2 separate regions of the Homo sapiens genome follow, and region 1 is linked to region 2. Evidence: read pairs that join two places in POLR2A ChIA-PET (ENCODE). Cell type or tissue: CD4-positive, alpha-beta T cell. All regions are shown on one strand.

Region 1 (5,000 bases), 270 kb before region 2:
TGAGACAGAGTTTCGCTCTTTCACCCAGGCTGGAGTAGAGAAGTGGCGCAATCTCAGCTTACTGCAACCTCCACTTCCTCAGCTTCTGGAGTAGCTAGAATTATAGGTGCCTGCCACCACACCCAGCAAATTTTTTTGTATTTTTAGTAGAGACAAAGTTTCACCATGTTGGCCATGCTGGACTTGAACTCCTGACCTCTGGTGATCCACCTACCTCGGCCTCCCAAAGTGCTAGGATTACAGGCATGAGCCAGCGTGCCTGGCCCATCTTCCTTCTAATTATTACAAAAAAAAAAAAAAAAAAAAAAAAAAAAAAAAAAAAAGCCAAGCGATGGGGAACAGGGAAGCTTGGGGTTTTGTAAAGAGAGTGTGTTGCTGTCTTTTCAGATCTTAAGAAAGCTTAATCCCTGCCATTTAGATAAATCAATTTAAGCATTACCAGGTTAGGGTTAAAGCTTGAAGAATGGCCTTGCAATTGATGACAAACACAGCACTTATTAAGTCCTAACTAATTTGCAGCTTATGTCACCCCCAGCTAATTAAAATGTAATTGGGATTCTCCAGCAATGTGCATTCTGTCAGCAGTTTTTCTTCCGAAGAGAAATCATGCCTTTCTCGGGGAAATGGCTTCATCTAAGCTGCTGCTTTAGCCACTGAAACTGTAAAACAAATAAATAACAGCACTGACAATTTAATTGAAAAAAAAAAAAAAAAAAAAAAGCCTATTCCCCGGGAATAGGCTGCTCTGTTTTGTTTTCTGCAATAGTGTGGCATCTTCTCAGGAGAGCGACTTTCATGGTAGGGCACAGAGGGTTGGAAACAAGGTGACTGGGGACGGGCTCTCTCCTGGCTCTATCCAGGATGTCTGGGTAATTTCACCACAGAAGTGAGCACTGGGTCTTCCATTCCCTGAAGACTCAGGAGGAGTGCAGAGTGTGCCCATTTCTCTGACTCCCCGGAGACGCTCCTTCTATTATTTAGAACAAACACAACGGGCACACTCGAGCACGCGCCAGCTTTGCCAGCAGGTTTAAGATCGTCCCCAAGGGCTACGGGGAACCACTTCCACACTCCACCCTTATAATATCGCCTCCTCTGGCAGCTTAATTTCCAGGGCCCTCACTTGACCCCCTCCCCTCCCCGGCAGGAGAGGCCCCGAGATTAAGAGCCAAGGGTTTGCTTTCCAGTTCCCGCCCAGCCAGGAAGCCAGCCTTCCTAACAAGCACCTACCTCTCCTTTTGGTCCCCCCAGAATTTCCCTGAGGCGAGACGGTGGAAACTTGGAACAGGTGGGCACCTACAGACAGAGGTAAGAATGACAGGAGAGGTGAAAAATATACGCAGGGTTTCAGAACTCGCGTGCTCGACAGGGCTGGGAGAGGCAGCAGCTGTACTCTGCACCCCCTGAGTCCGAAACCTGCCATAGTGTGCCCACCCGCACCCAGAGCCTCCGCGCAGGCCCCGCGGGGGTCCATGCCACGGGGCAGGGTCCGGGCAACCCTCAGGAGCCAAGCGCGCGGTTCCCGTAGACTCCCACACACGCGACCAAGCGCACACACACACTCCTCTACTCGCCGGCTAAAAGAACCTAAGTATGGGGTTTGGGGGACAGTGACCTTGGAGCCTGTCTCTGGCGTATCCAAACACCGTCCTGCCAAATCCCCTGTCCCCGGCACTTCTCTGACGCTCTACGCTAGTGTACAAGACCTTGAATCTTTAGGGACTCCGAAATGAGGCGCGCGGAGCCACCTGCACCCTCCAACACGCGCATACACGCACCCTGGAACACGACTTGGCACAAGTGCCGTGGCTGGGGAATCCACGGGTGGGTAGCGAGCTCTCGGCCCGCGGATGGTGAAAAATCATCGTTCAAAAGAGAAAAAGTGTCGGCCTGCGGGCACCTGCGGAGCTGGGGCTCGTGGCAAGGTCCCCGGGCGCAGCTGGGCGCAGCGGGGTGCGCCTCCCGGACTCTCTCCCAGTGCTCCTGAGCACCTGGGACTTTGCGGGAGTCGACACCCGCCTGGAATCTCGGGCACTCAATTCCCGGGAAACAGCTACATCCACACACCCACCCTCGGCATTCACGACTCTCCCTCCCCAGGAAAATCGCCTTTGGTTTCCTGCTGGGAAGGACAAGACTGGGGCAGGACGCCTCGGGCTTCTTTTTCGTATCGGGAGCCGGGAGGAGGCTGGAAAACACGATTTAAGCACCCCGACTGTAAGATCCACGCCCAGGAGAAGCCAGGTCAGCTCGCTGCGCTGGCCGAAAACTTTTCGCGCCTAGGCTGGTCGGCGCGCGCCCGGGTGCACTCTCGCGCCCGGGTGCACTCCCGCCGCGGCCGCAGCACCAGAAAGAACCCGGGGCGGGCGGGAGTCTCCACTAACCTGGAAGTGCTGGAAGAAGGCAGAGATGCGTATGATTGGCAAGCTTAGGCACCTGGAGGCGCAGCGGGCGCGCAGGACGCTCCCGGCAGACAGCGACTCGTCCAGCAGCTGAGCAGCAGCTGCTCCGGGGCCGGCCGCCAGGCAGCCCTCCGAGGCCTCCAGCCAGAGGCAGAGGGTCAGGACCGCGCCGGGCACCTCGGGCACCATGGCTGCCGATCGGATGCGAGGGCGCCGGGCGCTGGCCGATGCTCCATGCTCCTCGCCGGGGCCGCACTCTGGGGACCCAGCAGCCGCAACGACCACGCCGGAAAGTTTGATACTTCAAATCCAGCCAGGCCTTCCCAGCCAACCTCCCTCCTTGCTTGCCCTCCAGGGGTGGCATGAGAAGGACAGGCGGCCGCGCCATTGGCTGGAAGGCGTGTGACAGGAGGGGCGGACGCAGGGCCCGTGGGCGGGTCTCTGGGAATGAGACCCCGGACACTCAGCTGAAGGGTGATGTCGGAAGACCCCACGCAGTCGCCTCCCCGTCCGCACCAACCGCTTCCTGCCCCTCCTACCTCCCCTCTCCGTCCAGGTGTGAGCAGGCCCACGCCTGCCAGCAGGGGTGCTCTCTTTAGCAGGACCAAAGAGGCCTCAGGACCGCCAGGGGCGTCCTACCTTCCTTTAGTTCCACACGCTTTGTTTCCTAAGGCGTCTGTTTTTCTTTTCTTTTCTTTTTTTTTTTTTTTTTACACTGTGTCTCGCTCTATCGCCAGGCTGCAGTTTAGTGCGGCGACCTCGGCTCACTGCAACCTCCGCCTCCCGGATTCAAGCGATTCTCCTGCCTCAGACTCCCGAGTAGCTGGGACTACAGGTGCCCGCCACCACTCCTGTATTTTTGTATTTTTAGTAGAGACGGGTTTCACCATGTTGGCCAGGATTGTCTCGATCTCCTAACCTCGTGATTTGCCCGCCTGGGCCTCCCAAAGTGCTGGGACTACAAGCATGAGCCACCACGCCCAGCCAGGCGTTTGTTTTTCTAATAAGCTTTGCACGCCCACAGTGAGTGATTTATTCAAAATAGACTTGCGTCTTAACCTCTTTCTTTCCCCATGATTTGCCCCGAGCCTCTTGACTCAGCCTTTTTAGCTTTGGAATGGCTGCTCCGGCCTCTCTTGTCTTTTCCAGTGCTCTTTTAGCACACGAGTTCTCCCTCCCCAGCCAGGATCCTGCCACAGAAAGACAGGAGGCATTGATAACACACAACCTGTAACAAAGCTCTACACTCTCCTCAGCCGCATCAGGAAGTGACAGTCCCCTTGCAGGTAGGAAAACCCAGAGAAAAAAGACCCAGGCACACTGCAATTCGAAAGGACAACTGACTGCTGTTCCTTTGCTCTGACATCTCCACCGTCTCCTACCCAATTGCACTTTCACCTTCGAAAAGAGGATCTCCATAAGCACCCAGCTAAGCACAGTCAGGCTATCTAGATGCACTCCCTCTACTCAAAGCTACATCAGAAGGCTCGAATCCTCTTTGCTCAAAGGCTGTACAGTTGTTTTGCAATTTTCCACCCTTTCCCCTATTCTTATACACAGGTTCCACTCTGCAATTTTGATATCTGCCTGTTAACAAATTGGAATGACAGCCATCTGCAGCTATCCTATTATGAGTGTTTTTCAAGTACATCATTTTACATGTGTATTTCTTCACATAGCTTAAACCAGCAAGGCCAATCGAATCAACTGGCATTGATGTGTTTCTTAGCGAATTAGAAAATCAGGGTCATCTTGTTCACAAGGTTCTACAGGCAGAGCCAGTTTCAGGGGCATGCAAGCTGTACAGTGGTACAGTCACACTCTTAGAAGGGCTGTTCTGCCATCACCGGCTGAAATTCTTTATAATGTTTGAACAAGTTTCCCTGAATTTTCATTTTGCATGAAGTCTCACAAATTATGTAGCTAGCCCTATCTGTAGGTTTTAGCCATGACAATCCTTTACTTCAGGGGTCCCCAGTCCCCAAGCCTCAGACCAGTACATGTCAGTGGCCTGTTAGGAACCGAGACACAGCAGGAAGTAAGTGGCAGTCCAGGGAACATTACTGCTCTTCCTCAGGTCAGATCAGTGGCGGCATTAAATTCTATAGCAGCTCCAACCTTACAGTGAACTATGCATGCAAGATATCTAGGTAGCATACTCCTTATAAGAATCAAATGCTGATCTGAGTGTAACAATTTTATCCTTATACCATCACCTGCTACCTCCAGGTCCACGGAAAAATTGTCTTCCATGAAACCGGTCCATGGTGCCAAAAAGGTTGGGGACCACTGCTTTACTTGGGCTGGAAACCTAGTAATTTTGGGCTAAGCTTACATGAGTTCAGTTATTTGTTTTAAAATTGCTCAGAATTGCAAATGGAAATCTTTTTTACATATGTTAATTAATATTAATGAAGAGTAAAGAAGCTAACTATAGTGACCCCAAGTAGGCATGTGTCAATACATAATGATGTCTGAATACACAGATTGTCTTCTAAATGTTGTCACTTTCATTTGTGAATTACTAAAAACATTTCCAAAAGCTGTAGGGGATTGTTTCCTAGTGTTTCTTTGGAGTTTTAAAGTAAAGCAAATACG
Region 2 (5,000 bases):
TGCCAAATGTACATGAAGGTATGAGGATGGATGCAGCTTTGTATTTACATTCGATATATAATGTTGGGTTAGAGATTAGCTAATTTTTCCAAGGTACAGCCTGTACAGAGCCAGAATTCAAATTCATTCTTTACTGCAATTTCTGTCCCACCTCTATGTTGCTCTATCACTTTGTAATAATTACCTGCCTCAAGTGAGACAGGTAGGCCTTATTCCTGGAAAAGGCCATATTCTACATTATTTGAATGTCTGCTTGTGCAAATGTATGCATATTATCAAAAACCTCTTGGTGTGATGGCCACCACTATGACAATTAATATACTTACTAATATACTTATGACAATTAATATAACATTTTCAATAGTACAGCTACTGAAAATATTCTGTGGTGTAGCGATTCAACTGAAATGGAATGAGTAAAGAACATGATAGACTATAATCTATAAAATCAGAGTTAGTTGTTAGTTTCAAAATAACAATGAAAACACGTGTTACTGAGCAAAATCAGCTGGGATTTCCAAAACTCTCACTAGTGTTATAGTTTTTTGTCTGGAAGTTCTAAACTGTCCTCTCATTTAAACATCAAAGTTTAAATATATAATACCTATTTTTGGAGGAGGCAAATCTATTACTTAAAAAAAGATACCATTTCTTCACTTATAAAGGAACATTTCCCCTAATGCCATTAATAATTAACATTTTTGTAATATCTAATATCTGGAGGTATAACCAGTAAACTATTTGATACATGGAATATTATGCAATTTGTCTTTTGAAAACAGTAATCAACAGAGGCGTTTAATATATATGAGACTTTTTATAGATTCTTTACATAGAAAAATATACACAATTCCTCAACATACATATGCCATATAATATGAGAAAAAAAAATTAATCTTGGGATCCCAAAATCACTAAGTAACGGAAAAGTCAAGCTGGGAACTATGTCACTAAACTTGCCTCCCATTTTATTCCTAAATAAGATACGTACAAAGATAAGAAGCTACATACGTTCCTCACAACGTGCCCACAAGGAAATTCCTTGTGGACAAAGGACAGACCCAACTCAAAGTTATCCCTGTGAGGCGCACAAGAGACAACTGCATATCTGATTGCTTCCTCTGCCTTATTATTTATTTATGTAAAAATACAGAGTTACTAGCCGGACTAAATTCTGTATTCAGTAGGAGGCTGATCAAGGACTCAAAAGCATGCAAACTCTTGTCTCTTATCTACATTTTTTTTTTTTTTTTTTTTTTTGAGACGGAGTTTTGCTCTTGTTGCCCAGGCTGGAATGCAATGGTGCCATCTCGGCTCACCGCAACCTCCGCCTCTTGGGTTCAAGCGATTCGCCTGCCTCAGTCTTCAGAGTAGCTGAGATTACAGGCATGCGCCACCATGCTCTGTTAATTTTGTATTTTTAGTAGAGACGGGGTTTTTCCATGTTGGTGACGCTGGTCTGAAACTCCCAACGTTAGGTCATCTGCCCGCCTCGGCCTCCCAAAGTGCTGGGATTACTGGCGTAAACCACAGCGCCCGACCTGTCTCTTATCTATTTCTAACATGGAAGCCCCCGCTTCGAGCTGTCCCTCTTACCTGACCGAACCAATCATGTTTCCCTAAAACGTACAAAAGCAAGCTGTGCCCTGACCACCTTGGGCAAATGTATCATGGGTAAGTCTTGCAAAATAAACTTTTTAAATTGACTAAGACCTCTCTCAGATATTTGGGGTTCAGAAATAAATTCTTTTACCTATTATTTATAATTTTGGTTACAATTGAGAAAGTAAGAAAAAAGTGGTGTTTTTTTCTTTTCTAAGGGTTACTGCATCTTGAAAGTGTGATGAAGGTCTTAATTATTGTTCTTATAATTCCTGTCCACAGAAGCTCCTACTCTTACTGAGACCTCACGGAATTATCATTATCACAATAGAAATAAACATTTTGGGTTTGTGGAGTAACTTTTTTTTTTTTTTTTTTTTTTGCTCATCGTTTGTTGTTTAGATAATATCATGAACTGATAAATGCAGTTGCCACGTTGATTCCCTAGGGCCTGGCTTACCGACTGAGGTCATAAGATATTATGCCTTCTCTTTAGACTTGGTCAGTGGAGAGGAAATGGGCAAAGAACCAGCCTATGGAGGTGACAAGGCCTTAGGGCCAAAAGTCTTGAGGGTGAAGGTTTAGGGCCTGCGCAGCTTCCCTGCCATGCCCCGCAAGGTCTCGCATTCGCAAGGCTTGTGACAGTGGGAGCCTCATTACGGACTCTCCTAAAGTCCATGGTGTCCTCTTTTCGCATTTGCGCCCCGTGGGTGATGCCCGATGCCGCCCTTCCCATCGCTCTCTTCCCCTTCAAGCGTATCGCAACTGCAAAAACACCCAGCACAGACACTCCATTTTCTATCTTAATGCATTTAACTAGCACAACCTACAGGTTGTTCCATCCCAGAGACTACCCTTTTCTCCATAGACGTGACCATCAACCAACCAGCGGTCAGAATCAGTCAGCCTCTGTCATGTTCCTAGGTCCTTGGCGAACTGGCTGGGCGGGGTCCCAGCAGCCTAGGAGTACAGTGGAGCAATGCCTGACGTAAGTCAACAAAGATCACGTGAGACGAATCAGTCGCCTAGATTGGCTACAACTAAGTGGTTGGGAGCGGGGAGGTCGCGGCGGCTGCGTGGGGTTCGCCCGTGACACAATTACAACTTTGTGCTGGTGCTGGCAAAGTTTGTGATTTTAAGAAATTCTGCTGTGCTCTCCAGCACTGCGAGCTTCTGCCTTCCCTGTAGTTTCCCAGATGTGATCCAGGTAGCCGAGTTCCGCTGCCCGTGCTTCGGTAGCTTAAGTCTTTGCCTCAGCTTTTTTCCTTGCAGCCGCTGAGGAGGCGATAAAATTGGCGTCACAGTCTCAAGCAGCGATTGAAGGCGTCTTTTCAACTACTCGATTAAGGTTGGGTATCGTCGTGGGACTTGGAAATTTGTTGTTTCCATGAAATCCTGCGCAGTGTCGCTCACTACCGCCGCTGTTGCCTTCGGTGATGAGGCAAAGAAAATGGCGGAAGGAAAAGCGAGCCGCGAGAGTGAAGAGGAGTCTGTTAGCCTGACAGTCGAGGAAAGGGAGGCGCTTGGTGGCATGGACAGGTACGCACCTCCATCACCCGCCTGGTTGGCTGGCGATACTCTCCGGGAAGGCCTGGACGCAGCTTGCCCACGTTGATGACGGGGTCATCCTCAGCTTGGCACTCACCAATCTGTCGCTGTCGCTCTTGGACTCGGGAAGGAGCAAGTCACTGGCTTTCTCAGACCATTAACAAGCTCTGTGTCTCTCTCTCTACAGCCGTCTCTTCGGGTTCGTGAGGCTTCATGAAGATGGCGCCAGAACGAAGACCCTACTAGGCAAGGTAAAAGCAACCAGACGCAAAGTCTTTGGTCCGCACTTTGCTCTACCAAGGCCCCGCGTTCCTTACCGCCCAGCCAGTATTTATTTTGGCTCTGCTCCATGGCCAAGGGGTCGGAAAAGTGTTTCTTGCCTTTGCTGTCCCCGTACTCTGGAATACTTCGCCCCTTGCTCCAGACTCCCTTCTACTCTGAGGAAAAAAAAAATCGGACGCTTTGGGACCGGGCTAAACCGGGTCTACACCACATGCCTGTTACTTTAGGGCCTTTTGTTCCTGAATTTTAGCGTCACAAATAGTGAATGTGTACAGTTTTCAAAATTCATAACTTCCTGCTTCTTCCCCTCGCCTTTTGGTATTTGGCTCTTGGTGTCTAATTTTAAACATTTTTTTGCCTTTTTAAAAAAAATATCCCTGGTGTCCTAAGTGTAAGTAGCAAGTAAGTTACAGCGGTGAAGAGTTTGCAGTAGATATTTGACCTATAAACTGATGCGTGTATGTTTAGCCTGAAGTTTAGTGATTTGTTGACTTTTTTAGGATGCACAGTGCTGCAAATGTGATTTCATGAATGTGTGTGCTTTTTCCATTCAGGAACCTTGTTTCTTAGGTGTCATGCTCACAGTGGGAAGAATTTGTTGTTTGTGTGAAAAGTTGGCACTGTCGTTTAGTTAATGGCTGCTCCTATCAGCCAAGATGGCGGGTAAAAAGGGGGAGGAGCAATAAAGGGGGAAGCTTGGGAAGAGGGTGGAGGTATTAACCCGGAAACCTTAGCAAGGAATAGACCGTAAAGAGCGCTGACGTAGCTTCATGTTGCTTATTAAAAATTATTATTATTTAAAAGTAGAATTCTTGCGTTATCTCCAACATTGACAGCAGCATTTTTAAACCTATATGTGCTTATTAATTGCAGCATGTTTAGTTACTCCCACGTGAATTGTTGCGTAACTTGGCCCTGGAATATTCCTGTGTGTATCGTTTTTTACCCTCTCACCAAAATCTTGTTAAAGTATTTGTATGTTGTCAATTGGTCCCGTGAAATAAGAACGGTACAACAATCGCGCCATCTTTTAGATGCTGAAGCCAGTAGTTAAGAATTTCAGTTTATTATTGTATTTGACAAGGAAATACTAATTATTTTCTCAGGATGAACATTTTACTTACCAAGACGTTTTACTTTGTAGTTTAATTCAGTACAGACGCTGAGTTCTTTTACCTATAATCTCCTTTGTATGTTTGTTTTGGGGGCAAATACTGATCAGAAAACTAAAATGTAATATATATATGTATGTATAATGTGTATATATATAGTTAGTAAATCCACTTTATTTGACTGATAAATGAAACATGAGTTAAACTTTGATTATGCAAGTGAAAATAGCTTTATGAAAAACATGTTATAGTATCAATGATACGATTTAAGCAACAGTGACTCGATCTGCCTTAATGTTTAAAATAGTTATGATAATGAAATAAAAGTAATTTGATGTTTTCTGGGATAATGTGGGAAAATACTGGTTGAGAACTTTAAATCTTCATATGCTGGAGTTAGGATAAATTCTCAGTGGGTTGTGGTTAACATTTTAGTTTGGAATGAACTTTTCAGAT

What was found. ChIA-PET counts read pairs that join two places held together with the same protein. Peaks named below come from ENCODE experiments on the same cell type or tissue, not always from the same donor. Only the 100,000 strongest peaks of a DNase experiment are listed, where the experiment ranks them.
Region 1: POLR2A ChIA-PET joins it to region 2 with 18 read pairs; 2 of 35 experiments call an interaction of 5 or more read pairs at or near these places.

What each region holds. Positions count from the first base shown.
Region 1 is chrY:13,749,390-13,754,389 of GRCh38, reverse strand. It overlaps the pseudogene ANOS2P. Among named protein-coding and RNA genes, the nearest start is that of TMSB4Y, 48 kb to the right of the region's middle. In CD4-positive, alpha-beta T cell, CTCF peaks have their summits at 2,834 and 3,034; a DNase peak (open chromatin) is centred at 2,969; H3K4me3 peaks cover 2,385 bases; H3K27ac peaks cover 424 bases.
Region 2 is chrY:13,477,655-13,482,654 of GRCh38, reverse strand. UTY (ubiquitously transcribed tetratricopeptide repeat containing, Y-linked) reads left to right here and starts at 2,622. Exons shown (of 30, transcript NM_001258249.2): 1 at 2,622-3,141; 2 at 3,338-3,401. The coding sequence starts at 2,990. MIR12120 (microRNA 12120) reads right to left here and starts at 3,478; the gene lies at 3,389-3,478. In CD4-positive, alpha-beta T cell, no CTCF peak of the experiment used is centred here; DNase peaks (open chromatin) are centred at 2,594, 3,094 and 4,104; H3K4me3 peaks cover 3,042 bases; H3K27ac peaks cover 2,806 bases.